Linked DNA regions of Homo sapiens: region 1 is linked to region 2. Evidence: read pairs that join two places in POLR2A ChIA-PET (ENCODE). Cell type or tissue: endothelial cell of umbilical vein. All regions are shown on one strand. Links, peaks and the distances in the headings refer to the core of each region. The heading gives the core; the rest is flanking DNA.

Evidence for each region. ChIA-PET counts read pairs that join two places held together with the same protein. Peaks named below come from ENCODE experiments on the same cell type or tissue, not always from the same donor. Only the 100,000 strongest peaks of a DNase experiment are listed, where the experiment ranks them.
Region 1: POLR2A ChIA-PET joins it to region 2 with 5 read pairs; 2 of 35 experiments call an interaction of 5 or more read pairs at or near these places.

Annotation. Positions count from the first base shown.
Region 1 is chr11:8,828,238-8,844,261 of GRCh38, reverse strand. It overlaps a transcript of DENND2B not described here. Among named protein-coding and RNA genes, the nearest start is that of DENND2B, 26 kb to the right of the region's middle. RefSeq lists enhancers at 10,820-11,620, 11,352-11,671, 11,621-12,422, 15,203-15,702. In endothelial cell of umbilical vein, for the core only: no CTCF peak of the experiment used is centred there; a DNase peak (open chromatin) is centred at 5,741; H3K27ac peaks cover 355 bases.
Region 2 is chr11:8,290,178-8,306,201 of GRCh38, reverse strand. No RefSeq gene overlaps it. Among named protein-coding and RNA genes, the nearest start is that of LMO1, 34 kb to the right of the region's middle. In endothelial cell of umbilical vein, for the core only: no CTCF peak of the experiment used is centred there; no DNase peak of the experiment used is centred there.

The sequences.
Region 1 (16,024 bases), core at 4,133-8,132, 540 kb before region 2:
ACTTGGCTAACTTTTCGATTTTTTTGTGGAGCTGAGGTTTCACTATGTTGCCTAGGCTGGTCTTGAACTCCTGAGCTCAAGCCATTCTCCCACCTCAGCCTCCTCAAGTGCTGGGATTACAGGCATGCACCACTGTGCCAGGCCTGTAAATATTTATAAAATGCCAATATTTAGAATATGGCAGAAAGTACGTCTTTACTACTGGTTGTGATGCAAAAATTTAAATATTAAATGTAAGGAGGGTAATATAACATTCTTTTAGGGCACATAAGATAAACAGACATTTACAATGGAGTATGATACAGATGTTTGACCAGAGGAAAGCAAAGAATGTTGAGGAGAAGATGCAAGGGAAGCCCATGGCCAGAGAAAGCAACCAAAGGAGGTGCCGTGGGAGCGGCATCTTGAGGGACTGTTGGAGTTGGCTTAGCAAACAGAGGAGGGAAGCCATTCTGGGAAGAGGGAGTGGTGTGTGCAAAGGGTCTGGAGGTAGAGAATATCAGGATCAACCTTGGGGGAAAGCACAGGGGTGGCATGAGCAGGATGGTGATTTACGGCAGCCAGACAGCGTATTATTTGTGACAGGATTTGTGTATTCCGTATGAGAGGAGGGCTTGGAAAGGAGAGGCGGTGGTGGGGCTGGAGATCTGTGGAGGTAGCTGTTGCCAAGGGCCAGGCATGAGCAAGTGAGGCCAAGAATGACCCCTGAAGGGGTGCTTCCTTCCCAGTGACTGTTTTCCATCTTAGTAATCTTCTGGACATTTTTACAAATGCAGAGATTCTTATTTACATTCTGCTAGAGGAAGAAATTGAGGCCCACTGAGAGTCTGTTCCTCTTGCAGGTTTTGTACTTAGTAGCAATGGGCTGATTGGGCTTAGTGCTGCAGCCTAAGGTTCCACATTGGCCACATGCTCAATTAGGGCCTTTAGCTTGTTATTAAGACGAGTGACTCCGGCCGGGCACGGTGGCTCGCGCCTGTAATCCCTGCACTTTGGGAGGCCGAGGTGGGCGAATCACCTGAGGTCAGGAGTTCGAGACCAACATGGTGAAACCCCGTCTCTACAAAAAATACAAAAATTAGCCAGGCGTGGTGGCACTTGCCTGTAATCCCAGCCCCTCAGGAGGCTGAGGCAGGAGAATTGCTTGAACCCGGGAGGCGGATGTTGCAGTGAGCCGAGATCGCGCCACTGCACTCCAGCCTGGGTGACAGAGTGAGACTGCATTTCAAAAAAAAAAGAGAGAAAAGAAGAGCAACTCTAATTTTGGAGCCAAAATTTGAGATCCTTAGGCCAGTACAGGATTTTTGTCCTGATTTTTGAATTTGCTTACATGAGAAGCCTTTACAGAGTCCTAAACATTAAATCAAACTGAATGTATGCATTTACGAAATCACCCTTACTGTAAAGAATTTAACTGTATAAACTCTTTGGTCTCAGGAAAGGTAGCACGTGTGACACTTTTCTGGTACAGGGAATTACAGGGAATTCTTTGTCTTTCATGATGTCTCCATCATGAAATAAGTGAAATAAGACTTTAAATAAGTGAAAGACTTGAAATAAGTGCAGTGAAATAAGACTGTGAGCAGTCCCAAAAAATATTTATGACAATTTTTTTCCCATTTGGAACATTTGTTTAGCACAGTGATAGAGACCTGATGTGGTGTTTGCGCAGGGCAGATTGAATGCACTCCAAAAGGAAACCATAAAGGGTCGAGTCGATACCACACAGAAACACGAGGTGGTGGGATGAGTGGTTTTTCCACATTTTAATATTTTCCAGGATGACACTGAAAGCCTTACCCTTAGAGAACCCTGAGCCACCTAATAATTCATAACTCCAGACTCTTGAGAGGGAGAAATGGAGGTTTATACCATTAAATAGATGTTCTGGGCCTTTCCTAAGAGAGGCTGGAAAGAAATTGAGGGCAGTCATCGGAATGTGACCAGCACAGCAAGGTAAGGGACACTGCACGACTTTGATTCCTTGTGGAACAATGTCTTCTTAATATCAGTATTTCCAGCTCCCTGTTTTTAAAAAAGTCTCTAAAAAGCCTATCTTTTTTGGGAGGACAGGAGAGAAACCTGTCAAGGAAGTAATGAGTCAGCACCGGGGACCTACTATGTGCCGTTCACAACTTGATACTTTCGTGAACGGATTGTCTCAGAGAGGAGGAAATCATGACTCAGAGAAATTATGTAAATCACTGAAGATCCAGGATTTGAACTTTGGTTCATTTGATTGCAGATTTCTTTCTACTACTTTGTGATGCCGCCTTGTGCTGAAATCGTGGAGAATGGGGGATACTCTGGATTGAACTGGGGAACTCATGGTATCCAGCTAACTGGCCTGAAAACCCAAGTACCCTTGATCTGGAGGTGTTTGGGGAGAGGAAGAATGATGGTTAGAATAGAGGAATCGAGGAGAGAGACATCAGGAGTTGCTCAGACTGTTTCCGTTTCATGGAAAGGGAATTTTGTGCCATGTCATGTAGTCCATGGTGGTGGTTCGGAAGAAGTGGGTCCTGAATTCATCTGCTACCAGTTACCCAATGAAGGAAAATGGGAGAAATGTGGCATATGGGATTTTACAAAACACGTTTTTCTTTTATTTTGAGACATGGCCTTACTCTGTCACCTAGGCTGGAGTGCAGTGGTACAGTCATAACTCACTGCAGCCTCGACCGCCCAGGCTCAAGCAATCCTCCTGCCTCAGCCTCCTGAGTAGCTGGGAATACAGGTGTGTGCCACCATGCCTGGATAGTTTTTTAAATATTTAGATTTTTTTTGTAGAGATGAGGTCCCACTATGCTGCTCAGGCTGGTCTCGAACTCCTGAGCTCAAGCGATCCTCCAAGCTTGGTCTCCCAGAGTGCTGGGATTACAGGCGTGAGGCACCTGGCTTCACAAAAACACACGTTTTGTTTGTTTGTTTGTTTGTTTCTTAATTTGGACCAATATAGGAAAAATTTTAAATTTTTTTTTTAGGCAAAGGGACTAAAAACAAAAACCTCAAATCTATTATCATCTTCACAACATATAAGAAGAGACATTTGCAAATCAAAATAATAAATAAATTAAAAACAAGTCAAGAAAATGGGCTAATAAGACAGCAAAGAAAGAACCTTCCACTTGTCTATTATATAGTTAGGTTAGATTTAAGATGTTTGAATCATGGAAAATGACAGCGTAAGTTTCTTGATATTTGTCAGTTTGGGAATTTTTATTTAGTAGTGCAACATTAAGAGAAGTTTGACTGTCCAGCTTGTTTCATGCCTTTTTCTTTTAAAATCACAGTTACTGTTGGGAGTCCATTTTGACAGATTTTGATGAAAACAGTATCAACAAGCATTGTAATTTCACTCAATATGGAATATTCTGGTGGATGGCAAAAGGGGAGTGAGAACAGTTCTTAGGCTTTCAGTTCCGTGGCCAGGCCAGGAAGAAAGCAGGAGTAGCAGCTCCTGTGTGTGACTGGTGAGGGCTGCAGGAAGGGGCTGCAAGGACCTGTCTGCCAGTGCTTCCTATGTGGGGTGGGGCTGGATACTGCACAGCACCCTTCCTGCCCAATATGGAACGGGTAGGAGTCTTACTTGAGAGGGATGCTGTGGATGGTAAAAACTTTCATCTTGGCCGGGACTGATATTTAGGAGAGCCCCTCTTGTAAAGGAATTATCCTGTTTGGTTCTCCAAAAAGAGATCTACAGGAGAAGGCACAGACAAAGGCCCCATTGTTTTCTCCAGGGCAGCTGTTCATTGCGTTGGTGCTGGGAGGGGTGTGGGAAGCTTGCCCGACTCAGGCCTAGGTGCTCAGATGTGGGAGTGGTCCTGCCGTTCAGCCCTATTATTTTCTTCTGAGCCTTTCTTGTGGGGTCTTTTTGCAAACTGCATTTTCCTCCAAGCAGCAGAATCTTAGCTTCACCTTTTTTGTGGTCTTGGTGCCCTGGAATTTTGGTGAATGCTGAGTGCCTGGGAACAGAAAAGCCTGAAAGCACCTTGGGAACTCCCCAAGTCCCCTCTCTTTTGTCCAAGAGAATACCTACTTCTGCCTTTCCAGGGGCTGTGCTGGGGGAAGTGTGTGTGTTGGCCTCTCTGGAGAAGGGCATGCTGGCTTCCCTGGCCTGTTTACATTAGTCTCATTCTCGCTGCCCTTGATTACAAATGAGGCATTGGGCGGGGGATTTCCCTGCTTCCAGGGAGGTCACTCCTTCCTTTTGTCTGTGCTCTCAATTTTTCCACCTGGGGAAGAGCTGCCTTGAAAAAAAACCCCAAAACTCCCCTTAGCTTAACTCCTTGTCTCATAGACTGTCCAGTAAGTGGATCAGTTCATAATCAGGAAGCAATTCATCTGTCTCCTGAAATTCCCTTCCCCTGGGTTCTCTTAGTCCTTTTCTCATTCTCCTGTCTCTGCTGTAGTTATCAGCACTCCTTCCTAACAAAACAGTGTTCCCAACCCAGAGTCTGGTCTGCTCCTGGGTGCTTCTTGAGCTGAGGTGTTGATGCAAGGGTTCTGGACCTTAGGAATGTGTGTCCTGGCACTTTGAGTAGAATGGAAACCCTTTGAGGTTAAGAGCTCCAGGTTTTTTCCTTCCCTCTTCCCCACTCTGTATGTAATGCTTGTGAGAGGACAGGAGGGGTCACTGGGGAGGGGGACCACTGGTGGCCCAGTTTGCTGGTGTGGTCACCTCAGAAGTGAGGGAAAGCCTGTTGCCCTGAGCATGGGTAGAAAGCTGGCCTCAGACCCCTTTGCTCTTCTGTGGAACTCCCCGCCCACCTTTCTTGTTCAGTTGAACAGTGTCAATATCAGAGCCTCTAATACAATTAAGGGATCCTATTTGAAGCCCTTTCTTAAAGGTTATTGGAAAGTGTAAGTGAATTTTACTTGGTGGTAACAACCTTTCCACTCTTTTCACAGATTTCACACCCTTTGGAGAGTTTCTTTCTTGGATAATTCAGGTAGGTTTTTACCTTTTGTTTTTTAAATCAGTGGATCTAGTTCCATACAGTGACTTCTTCAGTTCCCCCGGCAAAGATCCTTGTTCGGGTCCCTTGAATTTCCTTCTGATTCCACTGATGATGCTCCTGGTTTCCCAGGGCTTCCATCTCATTCTCATAGATTCCTGTGTACCTTATCATGTTGCAAGCTTTATTCTAGCTTCTGTTAGGCCAAATTAGTATCCATTCTCTTTCTCTCTTCCTCCTTTTTTCTTCACTGGAAAGTTAATGTTTTGCCTTTGGGCTTTTTTTCTAAGCCAGGTTTCAGTTCAGACCTTGGTGCTGGGAGTAGGCTTGGATTCCTGTGTTATGTTGCTTCAGCATACATCTGTGTTGTAGGCCTAAGAATGGTCATTGCTTCTATGTTGCTCTGAGATTTTAGCTCCATATCCTTTTGATCAAGCTTTGTGTTGGTGAGCACTTTTTGTGTCCTTTAAGAATTCCTTTCCCGCCCCAAGGTCATGAAGATAGTCCTCCTAAGTTTTCCGTAAATGCTTTCCCTCTTAGATAACATTCCCATTTAGACCTACAATCCTATCTTTAGATCTCAACCACTTTTAAAACTCGGATTCCTTTGTTCCCAGCTTGTCCTCAGTTTAGGATTGCATTTTTCCTCTTTTGTCACCCATCTGCTGGCCTTTGCAGTGGTCTCTTCGATTTCCCTCTGTGCTGTGCCTACCCAACTCCCACAGTTTTCCTCTCTGGCATAGGTCACAGAGGAAATATTTAGTTAGTCCCTGCCAAACATTCTGGCTGTGTTGTTTTGCTTAAAAAGACATGCAGTAAACTGTTTTGATTCTTGGTCGTGGTGCTGTAGGGCAGATGTTTCTCCTATAACGGAGGTGTTGTGGTCAGTTGGAAGGAGCGGTGGACGTGAGTTCGGAGAATTGGATTCTAATCCCTGCAGTGTTACTAGTTTGTGGTGGGATCTTGCGCAAGGCACATTTGTATGTCTGAATTTCCTTTTGTTAGAGGGGAACTTATTTCATGGTGAAGAAGACAGGACTCTGTGGGTATGAGATAGGAATCTAAAGAGTAAGCCTGGGAGATCCAGGAAAGACTAGACAGGCAAGAGGCAGAGAACCATTAGTGTGAGCATCCTTAGTGGAACTGGAAGGGAACTCAGATGACTCCAAACAGATAAAAGTAATATATGTAGTCACTTTGAAAAAGTATAAAACGTGGTAAGAAAAACTGATGGAAATTCTCTGACGAGGATAACTTAAGGAGATAACTGCCTGTCCATGCCTCGGCTTGCTGTGGGTCCACACGTGTTTGCTGTCACCCTTGGGATGTGGGAGGCTTAGCCTTCTGCGGGTTCAGTTCCAGAATTCTTCTTCCCACCTTCCACCTCCTTCATAAACTCAGGAATATTTGAAACTCAGCCCAGATCTTCACCTGGCTTTGATTTCTCCATCATGCGGAGATTGGTCCTTGGAAGTTGTAGCTTCCAGAGACCTTCGATGTTTGCTAACATGTCCAAGCTCTACATTTATTGATTGTTGGTTCTGTTCATGGCTATGTTCAAATTCTTGTACCCTGAGGGTGGTATGATTTGGTTCCAGCAAGGAAGGGGAGGGTATTTGGGGGACCCTATCATCAAGAACTAAGAAATAAAGGGAAACGGCTGGATGTGGTGACTCACGCCTGTAATCCCAGCACTTTCGGAGGCTGAGGTGGGCAGATCACAAGGTCAGGAGTTCGAGACCAGCCTGGCCAACAGAATGACACCCCATCTCTACTAAAAATACAAAAATTAGCCGGGCATGGTGGCGGGCGCCTGTATTCCCAGCTACTCAGGAGGCTGAGGCAGGAGAATCACTTGAACCTGGGAGGTGGAGGTTGTGGTGAGCCCAGGTCGTGCCACTGCACTCCAGCCTGGACAACAGAGCGAGACTCCATCTCAAAAAGAAAAATAAAGGGAAACAACTGAGTAGGTGTCCTCTTGGTGTTCCTGAGAGGCAGGCCTTTGAAGAAGAAACAAAATGGTTTAACTTCTGCCTATGTAATCCCCATCCCTCCTCCCCAAATACACTTACTCAGACAGAGCTACATTTCTTCCTTATCCCTGTACCCTTCTGAAATGACTGAGATTTAATCAGATCTTGCATAGTTTAGACTTTTTTTTTTGTTCCAGTTAAAGATTTGCATTGGCTTCTTCCAGTACAGAATGAGTTGGACAAAGACAATCTCCAAAGTATTTTGCTGTTCTGTGGTCCTTTGTCGGGCAGAAATTCTCCTAAAGAAGTACTGAGGGCCGGGCATGGTGGCCCACGCCTGTAATCCCAGCACTTCGGGAGGCTAAGACAGACAGATCACTTGATCCCAGGAGTTCCAGACCAGTCTGGGCAACATGGTGAAACCCCAGCTCTATAAGAAATACGAAAATTAGCCAGGTGTGGTGGTGTGTGCCTGTAGTCCCATCCACTCGGGAGGCTGAAGTGGGAGGACCACCTGAGCCCAGGGAGGTCGAGACTGCAGTGAGCTGAGATCGTGCCACTGCACTCCAGCCTGGGTGACAGAGTGAGACCCTGTCTCAAAAACAACAAAGTAGCCGGGCGCGGTGGGTCACACCTATAATCCAGCACTTTGGGAGGCTGAGGCGGGTGGATCATGAGGTCAGGAGTTTGAGACCAGGCTGGCCAACATGGTGAAACTTCATCTCAACTAAAAATACAAAAATTAGCCGGGTATGGTGGCGAATGCCTGTAATCACAGCTACTTGGGAGGCTGAGACAGGAGAATCGTTTGAACCTGGCAGGCGGAGGTTGCAGTGAGCTGAGATTGCACCACTGCACTCCAGCCTGGGCGACAGAGCAAGACTCCGTCTCAGAAAAAAAAAAAAAAAAAAAAAAAAGAAGTACAGAAGGATGCTTGTCTTTGCAGGGTTAGTGATGAGGATGAGGACCCATGCTCACTGTTGCTGTGCCCAACCCTGGGAGGCTCTCAGGCTGCTGAAACTTGCTAGAGAAAGTTGTGGAGCTAAGTAGAATATTTCTGGGCAGAAGAGCTCCATAATTGATTCTGTATACTTTCAAGTAGGACTTCTCTGTTATTTTGCAATTTTTTTTTTTTTTTTGTATTTTTAGTAGAGACGGGGTTTCACTGTGTTAGCCAGGCTGGTCTCCAAATTCTGACCTCCTGATCCACCAACCTCGGCCTCCCAAAGTGCTGGGATTACAGGCATGAGTCACCATCCCCGGCCCTATATTCACCATGTTTTTATGTATTCCATAAGCCCTAACTCCACTGTGACCTACATCCCCGATGAGGATGCCTCCTACTTTCCTGAGACTGTTAGAGCTAGGTGACATAGAACTCTGGGGTAGTTTATTTTCTTTAGATAGATCGGTACTCAGCCAGCCAGCTCAGGAGAACAGGCAGTGAGCATTCCCCGTAGGCTCTGTAGACGTGTTCCTTGCGAATGCCAACGATGTCTGGTTGAAGTAATAGTTTGATCTGGGGCTGGATAAGAGTTGTGAGCCTGTGTCTGGCATTTGGTATTTTCCCCCATTCTTTGATCTTAAGTTGTCCTAGGCAGGTGATCCAACTGGTATCTGTCACATAATATCCAGTGCGTCCTCCCTGGCACTCCGATTCTCAGTAGTCATGAACCAGCTGGCTTCTATATCTCTCACCAATCACAGGTAATTTAGGTCTCCCTCAGGTAAGTGTTCTTCAGATCCTACTCACATCCTCTTTAATCCCCATCTTTCCTTCTCTTTCTGTCCTTATGATTTTGCTTAATTGCCTCCCAAAAAACCCTCCTTATCCCCTTTCCTTTTTGCCTGTGGGATAAAAGCTAGCTTTGATCATAGCTGGTAAAGTGTGAAACCAAGAATACTTCTGAAAGGACAGTCAGACATTTGGGAATGAAAGTAGACGGTTTGAAGTATCAGTGCCATCACTATTGTTCTTGAGAATGCTTTTAAAGATTCCCCCCAGATATCCATCTTTTAATTAACCTGCCCTTCTTCCAGGACCACAATTTGAAACACGTAAAAATTATTATTTATTTGTTTGTTTGGAGACAGAGTCTTGCTGTGTTGCCCAGGCTAGAGTGTGGTGGCGCGATCTCAGCTCACTGCAGCCTCCACCCTCTGGGCTCAAGCAATTCTCCCACTTCAGCCTCCCGAGTAGCTGGGACCACAGGCACACACCGCCATGCCCGGCTAATTTTTGTATTTTTGTAGAGATAGGTTTTGCCATGTTGCCCAGGCTGGTCTTGAATTCCTGGGCTCAATTGATCCGCCCACCTTGGCCTCCCAAAGTGATGAGATTACAGGTGTGAGCCACCGTGCCTGGCCAAAAATGATATAATTTTATTCCTCTTACATTTTGTTTTATTGCTAGTATTTACAGAGGTATTGTTTTGTGTCTTTATTATGTATAAACAGTATTTCAGCCATGTTGTTCATTAATGAGCTTGTCTGCGCATCTGGCTACCATGTCTGGTGTTGTTTCTGTGGAAAACTGTCTTCAACCTATAAAGGGCGACTGCCTGAAAAAGGAGCTTTTAGTGAAAACACAGTCTGTTCACCCTCTGGCCCCTGCTGGTGAAGTTGCTCTAGAAGAGACTGACTCTGTTCCCATTGCATGAAGAGGAAGAAAAGTGCTTCCAAGGGCTTCCGGGAGCAGGTCAGGAAAGCTAGGTCTGTTTTCTTCAGTCTCGGCTAGAGGAGCTGGAATGTGCCATGCCTAACTTTGCCTAAGCTCTTTTCTTTTTCGCACTGTGTGTCACACTGGGAAAAACTTGAGCTTAAAACCCAATGAAATTCTCCCACTTTGAAAATCATGATGTAATTATGACAGGATCGCATTCTTTAAACTTACTGTTTAGTGGGGTTAGTGGAGTTATCTCCTCTGATTTTTGACAAGGAAATAATACATTCTTGTTGCAATGCTGTATCAGGTCTTAGGATGGAAAGCGTCTAATTTAAAGCTACAGACCTTTCCTGTAGGACGCATATGCTGCTAATCTATGAAAACTGAAGATGTCCCAGTGCACTGTGTGTAAACTGCAGCATCTCCTTGTGGAATGAACAGTTCAGGAAAATAGAATGACTTTCCAAACTGTACTAGGTTCCAGGTGACTGAAAATTTCCTGTGAGGGTGGGAAAGCTTATCCAGATGTTCTTGCTTGGGGATCAGCATGTGTCATCCCGTTCCAAAGAAGTACAGTCACAGCTGATTTTATCTTTGTCCTTCTTTCTGTGGTGCCCAGGGATGCTCTTTTTGAGTTCATCTTTGGTCTTGTCTCTCTGAAAAAAGCAGCATGCATTTTGATCTAGGTTTAAACAGTTAAAATCTGTGGCCACAGGGTAAGGTGAAACTAATGGCTCTAAGTAGCCAACTTTTTACCTTTGCTTCACTGGCACCAGGCTGTGAGTAACTGAACTAACCAGCTGCAGACCCTTATTATGCAATTTTGAGGTAAGGATGGGTGAAATCCTAGGGGCTGGGAGACAGACATGTTTGGCTACCAGAGAGATGACATCAGTTCATTTACTGGTGCTGTGGAGGAAGGGGAGATTCCAGGTGCTTAGCCTTCTTCCTGCATGTGGGGGTGTCCAGAGCCACCCTTAATCCTATTCGCAGCCAAGGTCTTTGCTTGGGAAAAACCATATTTAACTCTGTGCCTCCTGTTATCCCCATAGGGACATGAAGTTGGAAGGGTTCTTGTATCTTTGGCTTCCCGAACAAAGCTTTGAAGAACAGACGTGTGTCTATATGTGTCTCTGTGTGTATTTTGTATTAATGCTAGCAACTGATTAAGGTTTTCAGAGTCCAGGTCGTATATGAGAAGGGGAAGTGTCATCTGGATTTTATGGAATCTGTATTAGGAATTGCCCTTTCCTTGCAAAGGAAACAGTTAATGATGTAATCCACTTTTAAATTAAAATTATTTTATTATTTTATTTTGATATCCTTCACGTGGACACTTAGTATATAACAGGAAGGCATCTTTAATAACTCTTTCTGTGTTCTGCTCCTTCTCCTGTGCTTATCCTAGAACAGAGCCTTACAGGGTCATAATTTGGAGGAAGCACAGGCTTCTGGGAGCTGTGGTACTAACAGTAGGACTAAAAAAAGCCTTATGACCTCTGAAGCATGACTGAGAGAATCAAGCTGGGAGGCATTAGAGCCCATCTGCTCACCAGCTTTGCTGGCCTGTCAGATGTTGGGCTTCCCCTCCGGTTTGCCCTCCTCCCTCAAGATGTGTTAGAAAATGAAGCCTGCTTCCTGGAAAGCAGGTGACGCCAAAGCCTATGCTAAGAGGATCCGACCTCACATCTGCGTGCCTGCCTTGGGCTCCCCTGTGACTGGATTGCTTCGGGTCTCCCTAAGACCCTTGCTGACATTCAAGTGCAGCCGCTGCTTACTGGAAGCCGTCTGGGGCCAGCCCAGGCTTGTTCTGTCAGGGCCTCTTCCCACCACTGTGTCCTCGCCTCCTGTGGGCTTTCACATACAAGGGCCTCACCATCCCTGAATTGCCAGAATCCTTGTTGTGAGAACCCAGTGCCTCCCAGTCAGGGCCCAGGAAGCTGTGGGTAAGCTCTTGGTTTCCTTCTCGGCCAGACACTTCTGGGAAACTATCTGCATTCCTTTCTGCCCAACTCTGCCTCTGGGCTCTGGGGCTGTGTGGGGTGTGGCTGCCTCATGCCTCTGTGAGGAGGAATGCTAGTTCCACTGAGACCAGCCATGGAAGGTAACCAGGAGTTTGAAGGTGGAATTCCCTTTTCTTGCAGTCCTAGAGCCAGGAGCTAGCTTTTCATGGATTGTGATGAGGTGTTGGTTCTTTTTTTTTTTTTTTTTTTTGGAGACAGAGTCTCGCTCTGTTGCCAGGCTGGAGTGCAATGGCACAATCTCGGCCCACAGCAACCTCCGCCTCCCCGGTCCAAGCAATTCTCCTGCCTCAACCTCCCGAGTAGCTGGGACTACAAGTGTGCACCACCATGCCCAGCTAATTTTTGTATTTTGTACTAGAGACGGGGTTTCACCGTGTTGGCCAGGATGGTCTTGATCTCTTGACCTTGTGATCCGCCCACCTCGGCTTCCAATAGTGCTGGGATTACAGGCGTGAGCCACTGTGCCTGGCCGAGGTGTTGGTTCTTTTAAAAATTTTCCAACTTGCTTTCCTGTCTCGCTGTCACTCTGGAAGGCGGGGGTGAGGGGTAGGAGGAGAGACAGTCGGCTCAGTCGGCTGTGATCCATCTTTGGCACTGGAGATGGGTGTGGCAGATACCTTTTGTGAGGAAGGAGCTTAGAGGCAGATGAGAGAATCTGCCTCTTGGTCTTGGTATAACTGGACGTCTCCCCAGTCTGGCTCTGTTGACACTCTGAATGGTTTGTGAAGGCATCCTCTGGCCCCTGAAGGCATTACCATCCTTACCAGGTTTAAAATCTTTCAGAGTGCACCCAGCATCATCAGCTCCTGCAAGCAGAAAGGGCCCAAGGGAGCATGAACACACACTGGGTAGAAGTTAAGCCTGGTTTTTTAAAATTTAAGTTTAAATTTTTAATTATTTAGGGAGTGAATCCTACAGAATTTAATTTTTCCATCTTTTTTTTATGGAGACAGGGTCTTGCTGTGTTGCTCGGGCTGCTCTTGAACTCCTGGGCTCAAACAGTCCTCTTGCCTCAGCCTCCCAACGTGCTGGGATTACGGGAGCAAGCCACCCCACTGTGTGCAGCCCAGAAGTTGAGCCTGAGAGGTAGGCTTATTGCCCTGTGTCTACCCAAGGGTGTGTGTGTGTGTCTGGAAGTGGAGATTAGGAGTGAATGCATCTTATAAACAGGAGAAGATCTGGAGAGACGATGGTGGGGGCTGGCTGTGGGGAGCACAAAAGCTGGGACTTTTGCAGAGGTGTATTTGCTCCCGAGTGGCCAGAAGCCAGGAGTAGTGGGGAAGGTGGGTTTAGGCATGCTAGGTTATGCTTGCATTGCTGAGTACCTTGGGTGTGATGGCCAGGAATGCTTTCCTCTGGGAATTGGGCCGATCTCCTGACAATCCTCCCCATTTTACACCCATTACATACTTATGTGATTCTTACCTATCAGGGAGGTCTTGGGGTCATGTGTTGTGGGGCAGAGGCTCTGAGTCTAAGAATGGGCTGGTCAGCCAGGGGCTCCACCTCCCAGTTTGTTGGCTTCCTCAAGGATGCCATCCTTCTTTGCAGCTGCCAATCTTCACTGGTGTCTGTGCCCTGGCAGGGTATAGAGCCCTTCTCATGGGTGCTCTGCCTCTTTGGGGGCTTGAGAACAGATGGGGCTTAATTTGAAGCAGATTTCCCTCCAGGGCCCAGGTATGAAATATATATTAGAAGATGACTACTGGTCTTGGCTTTTCTTTCTTATGTGTCTCTTTCTTCCTTTTATCTTCCCACTACTGTCAGGCACTGTGAGCAGCTGTTGCTATCACACGGGCGGATCAGAACATGAAGAATGGAGCTAAATAGAGCTGTCTGCATGCTGTTCTGATGGGCTCAGGCTCAGCCTCAGAGAATAGGTGGATTGGAGCCTGTGATGGGGGCTCTTTCCCCCACCAGAGTGGGTGAAAGCAGGGAGGAACAGGCGGGAAGATACTTTAGGAGTTGGGAGGGTATTAATTCCACCTCTTCTCTCCTTCCTCTGTACCCCAACATTCCCTGTGAGTTGTCAAGGGCTGGAGAGATAACAAAGATCTTTCTTTCCACCATCAGGCAGTAAGGCAATGCAGCCCTCGCTGAATTTTCAGCTCCACTGACATTGTGATGCAAATATTAAATAAAGCTTATTTTCTGACCTGAGGGAATTTATAAGCTATTGGGAGAGACAGTGTTTGTTAAACAAGTAGAGAATATCCAAGATCTTAACTGTGTTGGTTTACGAACCATGGATACATTTATAGTTCAGAACAAGAAAGTTGTATCTTAAAACCACAGAAAACTTTCCTTGGAGGAGGCAGGATTTTTCTGGTCTTTAAAGTTGGGTCAACTTTATAAGGAAAGGAGAGATGTTCACTCCAGTGTCACGGCGATGATCTACCTTGGAGGGGTAGGTGTGGCAGAGCAGAGCCAGGGACCTGAGCTCTGGAAGTCCTGCCATTACATAGGTGATGTGAAGTGATGCAGTGAAGGTGGAGTTTTGTGGAAATCTCTCCTGTAGATCGATGAAAATAGGATAATTTTGGAGAGGCCAGAGAAAGGCAGTGAGGAGGCCTGCTAAAGGACCTGGCAGGTCAGCAACAGGAGAGAGGAAGGGGGCGAGTCCTAGAGAATATTCCAGAGTAGATGAGGCAGGACTGACATGAAGGATGAACTTGAGGGGCAAGACGGAAGACACCAACGTTTCTGACCTGTGAGAGCTAACCAATACTGACACGTTCTGTTTGTGAAGTACTTGGACTTTTCAAAGCACTTTTTCATTCAGCAGAGCATTGTCTGGGCTCTTAGAGTTCATCTAGTCTGGCTCTGTTTTATAGAAGGGGAGATTGGGGACGAAAGGGGAAGCGACTGTTCCCAGCACACACAGCTATTTAGTGGTGGGGCGGGACCCGTGATATAGGCCTCTCCCTCCTAAGACAATTTTAAGACAACAGCAGCATGGAAGAGAGTGTGGGCTTCGCAGGAAGTCCGTCTGGCTGGATAACATTAGGTGATAAACCAATCTCTGAGAGCTGAGAGAAACTTACTCAGAAGCATTCAGACCATATCAATGGTTCAGCTCCTCAGAATTGTTTTTGAGAACCACAGAGAAGGAAGATGGACTCCTTGGGTCCTTCTAGTTCTCAGATTCATAGGAGTGCACAAAAATAATGTATATGAATAGTACTGAATGGGGCTCCCCGGAGACTGGCGGGTCTCCAGTGTGGTGCCTTTCTAAGGGAATTTTCAAGATAACTTGACTCCACATGATTTTTGCCTTGTGCTGACCACGGAAGCTGACTGCAAAGACACCACTGCTGAATTGCGCTGTGGCCAGTCATCACCACAGCCAGGGGCTCAGCATTGCAGTGACGGCTCTGATGTGTCACCCACTCCTCTCCCACCTCCTCTTACAACATATGCTGCACATGCACATGCACACACATACCACACACACAAACACCACACACACCACACATACTACACACCACACACACACCACACATATGCACACACACCACATGCACAAAAGCACACCACATACCCACACCACACACACAAACACACCATACACACCACACCACACACACCACACACAAACACACCATACACACACACGCACAACACACTCCACACATACTACACACACACCACACACATGCACACCACACACACACCCACACACACACCCCACACACACACACTTTCTCCTCCCTTCCCTGCCTCCCTCCTTCCTTTCATCTTACTTTTTGTCCTCCACAGTTTCTTGTCTCATCCCTGTCTTCCACCTCTGCTCCCCGCTCTTGTCTGGTCTAATTAACTTCCTCTGTTGGAGCAGCTTCCCCTCTTGGGTAAACTCAGACATGACCGCAGCAAAGCAGCGTGGAATCTTCTGTTTGGTCAGTGTTCCCTGAAATGGTGGTGGCACTCAGCCATCCGGGTCAGAAGCTGGAGTCCTTCTGGAGCTTTGCTCACCTCTGCAGCTGGTCACCTCCGAGTCCTTGTTTCCTATTAAAAGAGTGCTCGGTCCGCCCTGCTTGTCCCCATTCTCACCACCCCACATGGCAGGAGAGGAAGCAGAGAGGGATCATGGTGGAAGAAAGGAACGCAGAGATGAGGGTCCCCTTTGGTGTCCTTGAAAGCAGTGACCCCTCACAGAGTGGGTTCTTGTGGTCTGCGTCCTGACCCCCAGCTTCCCCGCAGATACAGCTGCATTGGAGCCCCTGAAGACAAACCAGAGAAGTGCTGCATCCTGGGGGGCAGGAGGCTTTGCTTTGCCCAGGGCTGGGCTCCTGAATGAATTTTGGTGCAGCCTTAACGGCCGAGTTGTGCTGTTGAAGGTGCACTGCTCTGTGTCCAGGCACTTCTGGAAGAGGAAGTCAAGGTCATGAGGCTGAATTAGGCTTT
Region 2 (16,024 bases), core at 5,146-9,145:
CTATTAATGTCACTATATCTCATTTCCTTTGATTATTAGTATTTATGATCTTTCCCTATCCTTCTACTTTTAAGCTTTTTGTATAATTATGTTTTAACTATTAGGTCAGTTATAAACAACTTATAACTGGATTTTAAAAATCTTATCTGGGAATATCTCCGAACAAATGGGTCTAAGTCATTTAAATTTATTGTGATTACTGATAAAATTGGAGTTTTTAATACCACCTTTTAAAATTTTTACCATGTATTTTTCTGTTTCTTCCCCTTTCCTACATTCAATTGGATTTATTGGGTTTTTTTATTACCTTTTTTCTTCTCTCTACAGCTTTGGGTGTTACAACCTTTTTAAAAGTCTAAATTTAATCAATATCTTTATTCGCCTCCTATAATACAAAGATCTTTAAATGTTTTAACTCCAATCCTCCTTCCCATCTTCTTGCTATCATTATAAAATATTCTAGGCTGGGTGAGGTGGCTCACTCCTGTAATTCCAGCACTTTGGGAGGCCAAGGTGGGTGGATCACGTGAGGTCAGGAGTTCAAGACCAGCCTGACCAATATGGTGAAACCCGTCTCTACTAAAAATACAAAAATTAGCTGGGCATGGTGGCATGCACCTCTAATCCCAGTTACTTGGAAGGCTGAGACAACAGAATTGCTTGAATATGGGAGCCAGAGGTTGCAGTGAACTGAGACTGCACCATTGCACTCCAGCCTGGGCAACAGAGTGAGACTCCATCTCAAAAAAATAATAATAAATTCAAAATAAATTAATAAATTAATAAATTAAATATTTCTGCTTTACACTGCTTTTAACTCTTTCAAAAAATGTCTTTTTTGTAGTCAATGCTTATTTAGATTAATGAAATGTGTTTTCTAATTTATTTGTTCATCATTCCTTTTGGTTTCAATTTCCTTCTTAGTAAGGTACACCCCTTATCTTTTAATTTACAGAGAACTTTGAATAGTAAACTCTCTGGATTTTTCTCATGTTTATCTTGCCTTTTCTTCAAATAAATTATAAATTACCTGTTATTTTCTTTTGGTACTTCATGGATGTTATTCCACTGTCTTCTGGAATCAATTTTGTTGCTGAGAAGTCTGCTGCCAGCCCAACTGTTTTGCTTTTTTGGCATTCTGCTGCCCCTAGTTGCTTTTGTCTTTTATTTGATGTTTTGAAGTTTTCTCATAATGTGTGTAGTATGAATTTGTTTTCTTTATCCCTCTCATGATTTAAGGGATTTAATCAATTTGAAGACTCAACTCTTTCTTCAGTTACGGAAAATTCTTAGGCATTTTCTCTTCTAATATGCCTTCTCCCATTCTTTCTTTTCTCTTCTTTTGAAACTAGTGTCAGAAATATTTGAACCATCTTATTTCTGCTGATTCTTCCTTGTGGTGTCTTATTTCCTTGTGTCATTTGTAAATTTTTATTGAGCTTGTTTTTAGCAGGGGTTGTGCTTTTATTAGAGTCCCACGTGCTATAGTTGTCAAAATATTCCTTCTGAGCAGTTTCATGATTGCTGTTGCTGGGTTCCCTAGACCAATTCTTTTTTTTTTTTTTTTTTTGAGACGGAGTCTCGCTCTGTCGCCCAGGCCGGACTGCGGACTGCAGTGGCGCAATCTCGGCTCACTGCAAGCTCCGCTTCCCGGGTTCACGCCATTCTCCTGCCTCAGCCGACCAATTCTTATTCTCTCAGCTTGTGGACCCTTTCACACAGGTAGTATACATTCGAATTTTATACCTGCTTCTGTCCCATTCCCAAGGTTTCCATTTCTCATGGACTATCTATTTATTTATTTTTGAGATGGAGTTTCGCTCTTGTTGCCCAGGCTGGAGTGCAATGGCGCAATCTCAGTTCACTGAAACCTCCGCCTCCCAGGTTCAAGTGATTCTCCTGCCTCAGCCTCTTGAGTAGTTGGGATTACAGGCAAGCACCACCACACCTGGCTATTTTGGGGTTTTTTTTGGTGGAGATAGGGTTTCTCCATATTGGTCAGGCTGGTCTTGAACTCTCGACCTCAGGTGATCCACCCACCTCAGCCTCCCAAAGTGCTGGGATTACAGGTGTGAGCCACCACACCTGGCCTCTCATGGACTTTTTCCCCATTCATTGCTGCAGACATACAATACACTTTCCTGTTGCCTCCTGAGCTTGTGGGTTTAGTTTTTCTATTTCCATTTTTTTTTTTTTTTTTAAAGAAAATAGATGACAGCCTTCAGTGCTTCCAGCCACATACAAAAGACTTAGTTCCAGCTCTGTGTCTTTCATGGGCAAGAGGCTAAATCTCCAGTCCCTGCTTGGGTGTTAAATACCAAGCCAGCAGCCGCTATGCCATATATCTGTGTTTGAATTCTCTTACCACCACCACCAGCAGCATGGGATCCTACAGCATCCTTCTTGATTGCCATCTGAGTAATAAATACACTGTTTTTCTGATCCTGGAGATTTCCTTTTCTTGTTTTCATGTGGTGCTATATTGGACATCCCCATCCATTTCATTATCTTTGTTTAGAGGTTTAGTTTACACTAAAGAAGTTAGTTTCTTTTAAAAAAAAAAAAAGTTATCTTCTTTTAAGCATATAAAATATAGGTATTATTTTTATAGTCAAGATTTAATTGAATTTACCAACTTGTTTTTTTATCATTTCCTGTGGTCCTCCATGGTTTCTTGCAATCCATTTGCTTTTCCTTTGTGTCTACTTTTTACTACAGGGACATCTTTATGTTAATGAAGGTCAATGGGGGTGTATTCACTTAGTCTTTTCATGTCTATAAGGGCTTTTATTTTGCTTGCACTTTTGGATAACAGATTAGCAGGGTATAAAATTCTAGATTGATTGTTATTTTTCCTCAGCACCTTGAAGATATTATTTCGTTTTCTTCTGGCATCTACTGTTGGTGAAGACAACCCTGTTATTGGTCTTTTTTTTTTTTTTTTTCTGTGACCTGTCTCTTCCTTCTGGTAGCTTTTTAAATGGCCTTTTTAAATTCTTGAAGTTCTGAAGTTGCACTATAATGTTTCTAGATGTGGATCTATTTGAAGTTGTCTCACCCACTACAGAGTATAATTTTGAATATGAAAACTTACATCTTGATTCAATTTTCAATAATTCTTGACAATTATCTCTTTATATATTGCTTCTCTACTATTTCTTTCATTTGCTTCTTATGAAACTTTTATTAGATGCTTGTTGGCGCTCTTCAATCTAGCTTCCATGTTTTTCAGTTGCATGCGTGTGTGTGTGTGTGTGTGTGTGTGTGTGTGTATGTATGTGTGTATAACTCTGTCTCTTTGTGATGCAATTTTGGTGAATTTCTCCAATAGTAGTTTTCAATTCAATTCTGTTTCTCTCTTTAAGTGTGCCCAGTCTGGAATTTATTTCCTCTATTGAACGTTTAATTTCAATAATTGTAACTTTCCTCTCCCAGATTTTCAATTGATTCTTTTTCATAACACTTGATATTTATGCCTGTTTTTATTTTGTAACTTTCTTGTTTTCTTTTAATGAGTCTTTTACCTTTATCTCTTTGACCAATTAAACATGCCCAATGTCACTGTCAGACTCTTCAGTCATATTAATTTTATCTAGAGTGAATTTCTGTTTGGATTGTTGATTTTTTTCTTTGCAATAAATCCCTTTATATATACTTGGAATATTGATTTTGTAGGCTCATTTTAAGTGAGGATTTTCTCCCTTTCTTTTTCCTTCTTCCTCCTTTGTCTTTTCCTTCTCCTTTCTTCTTCTCTCTCCCCTCTCTGTTTTCACCTGTTCCCATCCCGAACCAGGTCTTATATAGTAGCTTACCATTCCTTTCCCTTGGATGTAGTGTGGGGTGTCATGCTTATAGTCACAGTCACAGAGTCAGCAGGCAGCTAGCCTTCGTTCCTGACCACAAAGTTGCATCTTTACTCCTCCCACCCTTTAGGAGCACCCCTGTCCCCTCTAACCTATTGGGATTGGACTGTCGACCTCATTGTTTGATGCTAGACCCAGAGCCCAGCAAAATTATGGCCTTGGTTCCATTTATCATTTTAAATTTCTATTCCATTTCTGGTTCATGGAGATATTAATCTTATTTTTGAACATGGCTATGAACTTTGGTGTTCTCTTTATATAATTTACTGTCATTGTTTCTTGTATAGATCAGACCAGATGATCAAAGTGTGAACCAACTATACCATCCTAAAGTTGACAATTCCCTTATCTCTATTCAGAAAATGTGGATCAGGAAAGTGATGGGCCTAATTTGTGTCACCGGGTCCAGGGTGTGCAGTGGAAAGACTAATTCATCTTGGGCTGAGTGCTTACCTTGTTGTGGAGGAGGTGCCAGGGCACCTGGGCTGATAACCTCATCATGGCCACATGGGGCAGAAAGGTGTTTCCAAAGGAAAGGAGGAATAGTTCACCAAAGATAGGAGATAGGATCATGTGCTGAGCAGAACACACTCATGGAGGCCACAGTCAATGCCCAGAGCCCTTCTCCTAGTCTGGAGCTCCTGGAAAGCTAAGACTTACCTTTATATTTGCATGTCAACACTTTGAGTGCCTGAGGAGGGCTGAGTGCACAGCCGGAGCTCAGCCAGATTGATAGGCGAATACATGAGTGCACCACAGGAGAGAATCAACCTGGAAATGCCCCCTTCCCCTAGCTTTTCTCCAAGGACAACAGAGGCTGAGAAGCAGAGCAGTAGGCATGGTCAGTAAATAAAGGTCCTTCAATTGAGATATTTTCTTTTCCTCAAGCCTCAGAGATATGTAAGTAGACAAAGAGGCCAGGGGTTCCAAAACAAAGGCAAGAGGGGCCTGGAGCTGAGCTCAGAGCTCAGGTGCCATCTTGTCTTCACATAGGAACAAGCACTTGTTTAAGCCCTGGTTTGAATAACCAGCCCAGAGTCATGGGATGCTGAGCAGGTGGGCAGGAGCTCTGGTGGCAGAGCAAGTGGGCCATAGATCCTGGAGAGCCAAGACACAGACCCCTGCCACCCACACCAGGGTTCTTGGTCGGGGGGAGGTTACAGGAGATTGGTGGGCTCCCAGGCAGGGCTCTGGGGCCACCTTCTACCCTGTACCCCCAGTCTCCCATTTCCAGGCCTGCTCAGCACTACCACTGCTGCTATCTCAGTTAATGGCATCTTTCACTTCATTTAGAGCTTGATTTGTTTACAAACTAATAAATATGATTTATAAAATGTGCCCGTGGTTTGCTAATTACTGCACATATGGCGTTTTCATTTTGTAAAACTGGCATTTGCATTCTTTGTAGATTATGACTTTGTGTCCCCAGTGCTAATTAGTCTGATTAGGCAGATAACTTCTCTGTTACTAGGCTGAGAGGCCGAAGGCTGGGGCACTGGGGGCAGAGGGGCTGGGGGTATGGCTAGCTTTGTGGGGAGGATACAGGGAGGCCCCAGGACTTTGCTGAGGACCCTGGAATGTCAAGCAGCCCATTTTGTGTCCTTCCCCAAATCCAATTAAGCACAGTTCATTAGTGCAAATTTCTTAATCAGGCCTAATCTTCCCACTGAATGCACAATTTCTGAATTGTCACAGAGCTAGGTCAGCTTGCGGGGGATCAAGAGGCTGGTCAGGCCTTTGGCAGGAGAGCAATGAGACGGCAGGCTACCAGGCCCTCCTTGGTGGGCCAACAAGGAGGGTGCATGGTGCCAGGCTTGTCCACAACCCAAGACCTTGGATGGCCAAAGGGGATCCCCAGGCCTCTAGACCAAATTATGAGCTTCAGACGGGAGGTCCCTCAAGTGGTCTATTCCACAGGATCTGTCTTCAAGCCCCAGGACAGCCTAGAGATAGTGCTTCTAGCTCCAGTGGAGGAGCAGTGGAAGGCTGAGAACCAGGCTCCAATCCCATGGGAGCAGGTCCCAGGAGAGCCACCTGCCTTTAAATGGCCTAGATCAGGAGCAAACGCAGCTATATCTAGGAATGAAGTCCTCTTTAGTTTTGTGGGATGTGTAACCCCTAAGTTTCTGTAAAATTAAAAGGAGGAGAGAGAGAGAGCCCCCTACAAATGACTGGTATTGAATCTCCTGCCATCTTGGTGAGCTTGGCCAGTGCCAGATTTAATCTGTGTTAGACAAATAAGAAAACATGTCATTGCCTGAATCCAAAGTAATACAGAGCAATTTGTACCTACTTCATTACCTCTAAGGGAGATGATATCCCCAAAGCATTTAGTGTAAAGTGCAACACATGTCTTTGGAGTATTCCTCCCAGAGATAGTTATATTTTAAGTACATTGATGAATGTGCAATGGTGGAATTACATTGGATATGCAGTGGAATCAAGGTTAGTGGGCTTTGGATGAGGCCACACCAAGGTTTCCTAAACTCTGAGGGCACCCAACAGAGGCAGTCCTTGGGCCCCAGCCTCCCTCCCCCTTGACCTCCTCAACCAAACATATTGAAAGCACCTGGCCACACATCGTCCAATCTCCTTTCTCCATTCAAGCGCCCTCCCGTCTTCTCATGTGGCTGGCTCCTTCACACTTGCTAAGGCTCAGGAGGCCTTCACCCCTAGCTGGATAAGTGACTCTGTGCTCCCTTGGTTTCCTGTGCTTTTCCTGTCACAACACTTAACACACTGGTTTGCAATGACTATATCTTCTCAGGTCCACGAGCAACTTGAGGGCAGAACTGTGGTTTCCTTACTCTCTGCCGCAACCCACATAGCTGACCCTGCTGGGTGGATGGAAGGATGGATGCATGGATGGATGGATCTCTATGGGTTCATCTCCTCCTGCCTTTCTCCCTGCTTGGTCCTGGGACTTGAGAGGGCCCTTGCAGGAGAAGGATGGGATGGAGTTAGGGTGGCAGCATTCACATGGGCTCTACTCCTTTGTCTCTTTGAGCGGGGTGGGGTCGGAGGCCTCACAGTCTCAGGCCCACCTGGGCCCAGGTTGGCCTTGTTCATGGAGTCAGGAACCAAGGAGGAGCCTCAGGACTGCTTATTGGTCCGGGGAGTTCTAGAGAGAAAGTCCTGATCTTGGAAGGCGAAGATGTCAGTTCTGGTCCTGGTCGACCTTGGAAGAGTTGCTTTCCCTGTCTGAGCTTTGATTTTCTCCTTTGAACAATTGGGATCAAATAGCCACCCAGGCTGCCTCCCTGGCCAATATGATGATTCAAGGAAGTAGCTGTCGACAGGAAGGGGCAGTGCATTTGTGCGTGTGCATGCATTCATGAATGTGGGTGCATATGTGCAGGGGAAGGAAGTGAGTGCCTAGCTGCCCTGGCAAGGCCAGCCCAGGCGGTGGCCTTTAGGAGAGCTGCTTTGCTTTTCAGTTAGGCACTTCCTCTAGACTCTGATGGGTGGGCCTGAGCCTCTCCCCCATCTGTAAGAGGATTGCCTTGCCCCATCCATTTGAACTTCATAACCAGCATCCCGGTGTGGGGATATGCTTCTTTCTCATTCTTCAGAAATCTTAATGCACTCTGCCTTAAAATTGTTTTGAAGTAATAAAGAGATTTTCACAGGCAACAAACGAGTCTCTGGACAGACTTAATCTGAGGCCAAAAGCCAGCAATGGAGATTTACCTCCCATAATGGCTCCTTTCAAGTGAGACAAAGAGGAAGCCCAATTTCCACTCCTCCCCAAGAGGAGGAGCAGGAGAGGGCACCCCAGAAACCCCTGTTCTGGGCCCAGAAGCCTTGTTCATGAAGGAAACTCAGCCAGCAGCTCCACAAGCGCGCCTTCAACCAGCTGCTGGGGCCACCTTGGTCCCGGCGCTGTAACACCCACTGCTTCCGTGGTGGCCTTGGCTCCAGTGCCCTGATCTGTTCTGATCCTGGCTGCACAGCCACCATCATACCTGGGGAGGGACATTAAAGCTGAAAATCACAGAACAGGTGTTAAGGGGGCAGGGCAGAGGGCCAGAAACCACAGCCCAGCATAGACCTTCTCCCAGCTCCCAGATCTACACACACAACCTCTCCCTGGACACCTCCCCTTGGATGTCCCAGAGGTGCCGCCAATTCACTGTACCCACACCTGGACTCCCCAGACCTGCCCTAGCTCCTGTGATCCCCTTGTGATCATCACAAGGGCATCACCCCCTTCCTGACCAGAGGGCATAGCCAACTGGCATCTGGAAGGTGGGACTGGGGAGGCTCACACCCCCAGAGACTTTGTGGCCTCAGCGAAGGGCCAGTGGGTGAGCTCCACCTCAACAGAAGTCACCGTCCACCCTCAGCTGGGGACCAGGTGGATTGGCACCTTTACCACAGCACATTCTAGGAAATAAAAGGATGAAGGGTCCACAGACAACCCCCAGGAGACCCAATTTCCTTCTCCCCTTATTCCCTTCAAGGTCTTCCCAGGCTACTGAAACAGTCTTTCATGATTCTGGCGCATTTAGTGCACCAAAGTTACTTTTTTTCTCTTTTTTTGAGATGGAGTCTCACTCTGTTGCCCAGGCTTTTGTATAGCGGTGCGATCTTGGCTGACTGCAACCTCTGCCTCCTGGGTTCAAGTGATTCTCCTGCCTCAGCCTTCTGAGTAGCTGGGATTACAGATGCCTGCCACCACACCCAGCTAATTTTTGTATTTTTTGTAGAGACAGGGTTTCACCATGTTGGCCAGGCTGGTCTCGAACTCCTGGCCTCAAGTGATTTGCCCCCCTCGGCCTCCCAAAGTGCTGGGATTACAGGCATGAGCCACCGTGCCTGGCCTACCAAAGTTACTTGGTGTGTTGTCCACTTTGGCCTTCTCTTCTTTAGATTAGGAAGAATGGATGGGGGTGATAATGCACACTTCTATACCAGCACCCACATATCTACCTATACTTACCACACGTATGCCCTGAATATGTGCACAGGTGCCAACACAGCACCTCCAAACATTTGTGGATATCCAGGCACACACGCAGCTGAGCGATTGTACATCCACATGTGCACACAGAGGTAGACCCTCCTGTGCTGGGCTTGGAGTCTCACTTTGCAGCCCAGGGGTAAAAGAGCATGTTGCGGGCCAAGAGTACACAATACTCCCAAATTTCTAGATAAAGCCTCAAGAGGAAAGGAAACAGATAAAAGGAAATTATGGCACCTCTTTCATGAGCTGGGGCCAGCAGCCCCCGTGGCCTCTGTTGGCTGCACATATGTGAGTCACGGGACACGTGCTGCTCTGGGGGTTGGTCAGAGCTCCTGCTGTGGGAAGCAGAGGGGCTCCCTGCCCAGAGATGCACTGAAGGCATCTTTCATGTCTCAGGACACTTCTCAAGCCTTGAGGGACAGCTATTAAATTGTGGGGAAAGGACTCACTGGATTGGACCTGAGTGTTGTTTCAAAGACCGCTGTTTTCAGGCTTTGTGACCTTCAGCGAGTCACTTAACTTCTCTGGGCTTCAGTTTCATCATCTGTAAGAGGGGGATGAAGGCACCTACCTGTCTACCTCCAAAGATGAGGTAATCGATGACAGTGAAAGTTCTTCAAAGCTGCAAAGCCTCGTATAAATTTGAGGGGTTATTAATATGTTCTGCTTCCAAAGCTGGCCTTCCCTCAGGAGACAATGCGGTGTTTTTGAACATGGAGTGAATTTCCCAAACTGTGCCCTCCCCCTCTCCAGTATTTCTGCCTTGGGTTGTCAAAAATGGTAATCTTCTCTCAGGCCTGAAATTATGAGCCTGCTTTATTGGTCAAAGGCCATAATAATTTGAGCTCTTATTTTATAAACTCATTTCTGCACAGTGATATCCTGATAGGAGCAGGAATAATAAATCACAAACATGTCCCCCAAGATTGCATTGTAAATGTCAAACTAGACAGGAAATTGTAATTAAAGAAAGGAAATTGCTACAAAGAAGCACTTGATTTTAAAATGAGCCAAGCATAGAATTTTCTAAGCATTTAATTATAGTCCAATTTCAACTGACTTGGCTTTTGCAGTCATATTTCTTATAACTCTTCTACATAATAACCAAATCTCCCTGCTCACATAGATCTGGCCTGTCAGAGGGTAAGGACGCTGTGTAAGTACAGGGATTAGGAACTTTATAGGGACAGTAATCATGGTAGAGGCTCGGGTGATGGACACAGGTGTCGGGATTTTAAATCAACCGCAATCGAATTTCCAGCCAACAGGGAGAATAACCTAACACCTGTGTGGAAGCAGATTTGGCCTGACTTCAGCTCAATGAGAAATTCACTCAGGCATTTGCTTCTGGGGAGAAGAGAGGCCCAGGCTTCCATGTTCTCTTCCTTAGACCCTCAAATATGCATAGGAATAACCCTCACCCAATCCACCCTACTGCAGGTCACGCTTTGCCTGGGCTGTAACTTGGGGCACAGGGCAACATCCCCACCTTGCAGCACTTGCATGTTGGGTAGTTTAGTTGTGTATTCAACCAGCTGTTCAGCATCCAGAGGCTTTGGAGACAGAAATAGAGTGGCCAAGACTGTAGGATGTGGTGCCAGACGAGCTGAGTTCAAATTCTAACTCTGCCACTTGCTGCTGTGAATTGGGCTAAGTCACATCACCTCACGAGTCTCAATTTGTACATTTTTAAAATGGAGATAGTGACAGTCTTCATCTCATACATGAATTAGTAAGTTGCTTGTATGTGGTTGATACTCATAAATGGAAAAATGAAAGTGATTATAATGGTTATTATGCCCTGAGTCTGTGTTGTGTCCAAAGAGGAAGATGGGGAAATTGATGGGCTATCTCGAGTGATGGCGGCGAGATAACTAGATGGGGCTGAGCCAGTACAATTAGTGCTGGTTTTGGGAAGTGGGGTGGTGAGGGGTGGCCAGGGGGCACTATGTTCCTACCCACATGATGAGGAGTGATCATACTACATCAAAAATATCTTGCTGGTCGAGGGATGATCCCCAAAGTACCCTGCACACTGGGTCTTCTTGCCTCTCCATCAAGTGTATAGGGCCCAGAAACTCGTTAGCTATGGTTCAAGTCCTAGTCCAGAGGGGAGGCTGCTCCCGGCTGCTTCCCCATGCTCTCCTGCGGGCTTAGCGTCTCCCACAGAAGGGGGCAGAAGGACTCAGAAACAGATGATCCTTCTTCCTAGAATCTTCCTTTTTTTTTTTTTCAAGACAATTCAGTGAGGTTGTATGCAGCAGGGCAGGTAAATTCTGACACCAGTGGAACAGGGCTGGTGTCTAAACCTTGCTGCTGTCTCAACGGAGACATTGCCCAAGGAAACACTGTGGATGGGGCCCAGCAGGTCTGAGTGTTGTGCTGATTTTGCATCATACAGGCACCAGGGAATGCCATTTACACAGAGCACAACATCAATGCCACCTCTTTGAATTGTGCAGCATACAACCTCCACAACTAAACACGGTGAACTTGGACTCTGGGCCCAGAGCTAAATTGGAGCTAGACTGATGGAGGTGGGAACAGGTTTGAGACGGGTGCATCACGGTTTGAAGATCAGGACTTGAAGTGAAGAGTTGACAGTCCTGGGAGTGGAAGCAGAAGCCAAGGGAGCGAAGTCCCAGAGAACTGTGAAGGTGAGTCTGGAACCACAGGTGCAGGGAAAGGGAGCTGATGTCCTCTCTTCCCTGGGTACCTCTGCTACATGAGATTTGGTTCATTCCTGTCTCCAGAGCAACAAGGGAGTGTGCCTTCTGAGAGAAAGCATTGAATGGAGCACCTACCTGCCCCCAGTCAGAACATCCCCATCTCGACTGGTGATGAGTCAAATGCAGGGATCACAGTGCATGGGGAGAGAGCGTGTGTGTGGCTGGTAGCATAGGACCAGGTCACTGAGCTGGGACCATCCTAGGGGAAAGCTTCTCGGCAGAGTGCCATTGGACAGGTCACGGAGAGAGTGTGTTGGAGTGTCACATGTGCCAGTGGGGAAAGGCATTCCAAGGAGGCAGAACAACCTGGGCAAAGGTAGAGAAGTGTGAAGATACTTTCATTCATTCAAAAGATATTTATTGTGACTACCATGTCTCAGGCACTGTTCTGAGCAGAAGGAATCTTTGAATGAACAAAACAGACAAAAATCCTTGTCCTCCTAAAGTTTCCATTCTCTTCCACGGGAAGAGAAAGATAACAAGTACCACAATAAACAAATTGTATGATATGTCAGAAGGTGATAAGTGCCATGTGAAAAATTAAGCAGGGAAGGGAAATAGGGAGTTCAGGGCAGGAGTTTCAATTTTACATTTTAAATAGAGACCTTCTTGGGAAGTCAATATTTGAGCCAAGATTTGAAAGAGGCAGAGGAGCAAGGCAAGCGGACATACAGAAGAGAATCCCAGGCAGAAGGAATTGGAAGTACAAAGGCCCTGAGGTTTGGCATGTTCAAGGGACAGCCATGAAGCTGCTATGGAGAGAGGAGCGGGAAGTAGTGGGAGAGGAGGGTAGAGAAGTGAAAGGAACCAGGTTACACAGGGCCTTGCAGGTGATTGTGAGGACTCAAACATGATCAGGCTCTTTCTGACATCACTGTTGAGAGCAGGGGGAAAGAGGTCAAGGATGGAAGTGGAAGGGGTCTGGATTCAAACCCCCGCTTGGCCACCTACTGGCTGTGTAACCTTGGACTATTACTTAAGTTCTCAGGATCTGTTTTTCAAATGTAACCCAGGGATTGATAAGAGTGTCAACTTCATAGGATTGTGGCTAGGTTCAAAATAGTGCATTCACCTACAAGAGTCATACACTTGCCGCAAGTGCCTGGCTTGTGGCAAGCACTACATGAGTGTTAGTCACTACTGTTTTTAAAAAAGGAGAGACAGGTCAGACCTCCTGGTCCAAAGCTCATTGAGGCTGGCGTTGGGAGGAGGGGATACAGAGGGCGGCCCTGAGGCCGGGAGAGTGGCTTTTGCAGTAACCCAGGAGAGAGATGAAGGTGACTGGACTGAGGGGTCGGGGTAAGAGGCAGGGGTGGGGAGAACTGGGAGGATTTGAGAGAAATGTGTGAGGTGAATATGGTTAACAGTCAGATGGGGGAGGTTGAGGGAGAGGTGGAGAAATGAGATCAGGCCCTCCTTGCGAGGAACACGGGTTCCAGCAGCTGCCTTCTCATCATCACTCTCCCTTCTGCCCTCAGGGTGTTCTTCTCAGGCAGGTCCTTCCTTCCCCTGCCCGGAGGACCCTCTACAGGTTCAAGTCCACACTCCTCTGTTCGGGAGTCAAGGCCTCTCTCACTCTGACCCTGGCCAGCTTCATCTCTTGCTGTTCTCTCTCTCTCTCTCTCTTTTTTTGAGACAAGGTCTCACTCTGTCGCTCAGGCTGAAGTGCAGTGGCGCGATCTTGGCTCACTGCTACCTCTGCCTCCCGGGTTCAAGTGATTCTCCCACCTCAGCCTCTCGAGTAGCTGGGATTACAGGCACCCTCCACCACGCCTGGCTACCTTTTGTATTTTTAGTAGAGATGGGGTGTTTAACATGTTGGCCAGGCTGGTCTTGAAATCCTGATCTCAAATGATCCACCCGTCTTGGTCTCCCAAAGTGCTGGGATTACAGGCATGAGCCACCGCACCTCGCCTCCCACAGCGCTCTTCAAGACATCTGTGTTCCACCCCTGGAGGCCCTGCCTCCTTCTCTTGGGCCCTTCCCTCCATTCCAGGCTGCCCAACCCTCACCCCACCCCCAATCTCCAGGGTCAGCCCCCCAGGACCCAGGTCTCTTGGCAGCAATGTGGGGATGTGTCTCGGCGGCCAAAACCCCCATTGGGGCAGGGATTCGTTGGCATTCCTGCCTCAGTTCCTGAGGTTCCTGCCAAAGGGCTCTCTGGCCGGTTCTTCCCCACGTGTGATCGGCTCTGCCTGGTCACCGTGTCCTTGGTGGCTGCATCCTGGAGGGAGCCTGCCCTCTTCCCCTAGGGGCTAACATCTGGCACCACCCAGGTCCCATCTGTAAAGGAGGCAGGTGTGCGCTCAGGACTGCTAGGGTCCCATACTTTGTGACCCTTTGGTCAGAAGACACCAAAGTCTTCCTCTATGACGCCTTCAGGAAAGGACACCGATTCCCAGTTAAGAAGACATGTTGGTGGAGGAACTCTAGGCACTCAGAAAAGGGGCCAGGTCAGCCAGCAGAGGCGGCACCCACGACCCCGGCCTGCCCCAGGGCCCTCGGAAGCAGTCTTCCCTGAGAGAGGGAGGGCCTCCAGCTTCCAGGTTGTACAGTCACACCGGGGCTTCATCTCATTCTGGCCAAGACTCAAGACCACATCCATATTGCTTGCCCTGCCCTCCAAGGCCCCTACCATCCCCACTGCTGCCCAGAGAGAACTCTGCAGCCTGGCCATGCCCAGCCCTCCTCTTGACCCTGTGGGCTCACCTCCCTGCCTTGCCCACACCTGTTTCTGCCTTCCTGGCCAGCTCCTGCAGCCCTCCTCTGGGAGCAGGTCTCCCTGGCCTCCTCCACCATCTCTTTGCTCCTACCCTCCCACACCCCCACCAGCCATTACTGGATGCTTTCACTGCAGAGAAAGCCTCAGGCTCCAAACCTCAGCCCTGCCTGCCTGAGGTCTTCCACAGGTTCCTATCAGGCCTCCTCCAGGCCACCTGCCCTCCGGAAACAGGGGCCACCTGCCTTTTCCTTCTCTATGTCCCCTCCTGGGACCAAACTCTGTGAGGCTGGTGTCTGACCCACATTCACTGAAAGGAAGAAAGAGCAATTGTTCTCCTGAGGCCTCATGCCCAGAGACAAGGCCTGACTTGGGGCAACCAACCCATGAGTGCCTTGGGCAACAGAAGCTGGTGATAGGGAATTTAGAGGGTCCAGAGGAGGCCCCTCGCAGTGGGCAAACAGGACCTTCGGCAAGAGGCCCAAGCCACATCTAAGGGAAAAGCAGAGTCCATTAAGTCCATTAACTTTAACACTGAAATCAATGTTGCAGCCACCAGAAGTAATTAGCGTAATTCACATTTCAGATCAGGAGATTTTTGAAAACCAAGTTTAATTACATTGAAAAATGACAACTTCATTTTCCCTCCCTGGATAGGTTCCCCTGATGTTCCCCACACTTTCATTAAAAAGAGGACTGGTCACAGGTGTGTGGGTTACTTTTTAATGCCATTAAGCAAAAGAAGTACTTTGGCTATTTCAGAGCTAATAAATTAGCTTGGATGCCCACAACACAGTCAAGTGTCTTTGAAATGTTCCCTTCCTTGTCTGAGGGGAGAGAGTGTGGTTTTAGGCCTGACAGAATCCAGCTGGGGATCTCAGGCAACCAGAGTGACTCTGATAGATCAGCAAACCCATTTTACAGATCAGTAAACTGAAGACTGGCCAAGGGAGGAGACCCACTTAAGGTCAGTTGTCCTGCCCTGTGCTTGGTGCAAGGGACGCAGAGATGATCCTTGCTATCGAGGAGTGGGCTATGATGAGCTCAGCACAGATGAACTTGGGGAATCAAGAAAGCCTGGCTAGGGGAGGTGACACAAGGTCTGAGTCTTAAAGGACCTGGGATTTAGCAGAAGAGAGAGCTGCCATTCCAGATGGGGGAGAGGTGAGAGCAGAGGCCCAGCAATGGGCAGGAGGTTCTGGAGTGTATCTGGGCCTGGGTAGAGGACGCCCACTGGAAGCGTGGCTGGGGATGCCGCATCTCACCTCTCTGTGCCTTCCTAGGCGGAGACCTCACATTCACATGAGGATATTGGGATTCCCAGTAAATTAAAGATGGCAGCCAGGAAGCCAGCCTGTCCCTACCTTACCCCATCCCATCAACGTCCCTGTACCACCCTTGCGCTACCTACTACTCTAGCAGCATTCCAGCCCTAGCTCAAGCACCTGATCCTATCTCTGTCACCACCCTCAGATCGGGCCCAGTCCCAGCAACTTAGCCTCACCATCCTTATTTTCAGCTTCCCTCAGATCAAATCTTCTCTGTAGCCTCTGGCCCTTCCAACAGATGCATGAACCTCCCCCACCCCTGACTTGGTCCCATGTGTTTGTTTAAGAGGTTGTTTAAGAGGCTGCCATGGTGCTAATTGCTGTGTTTATTCCTGCTCACCAAATGCACCCTGCTTTGCAGCATTTGCTTGAGTGGCTGAGTGGCTCTGGATGCCTCCTGGTCCTGCTTGTTTTTCTTT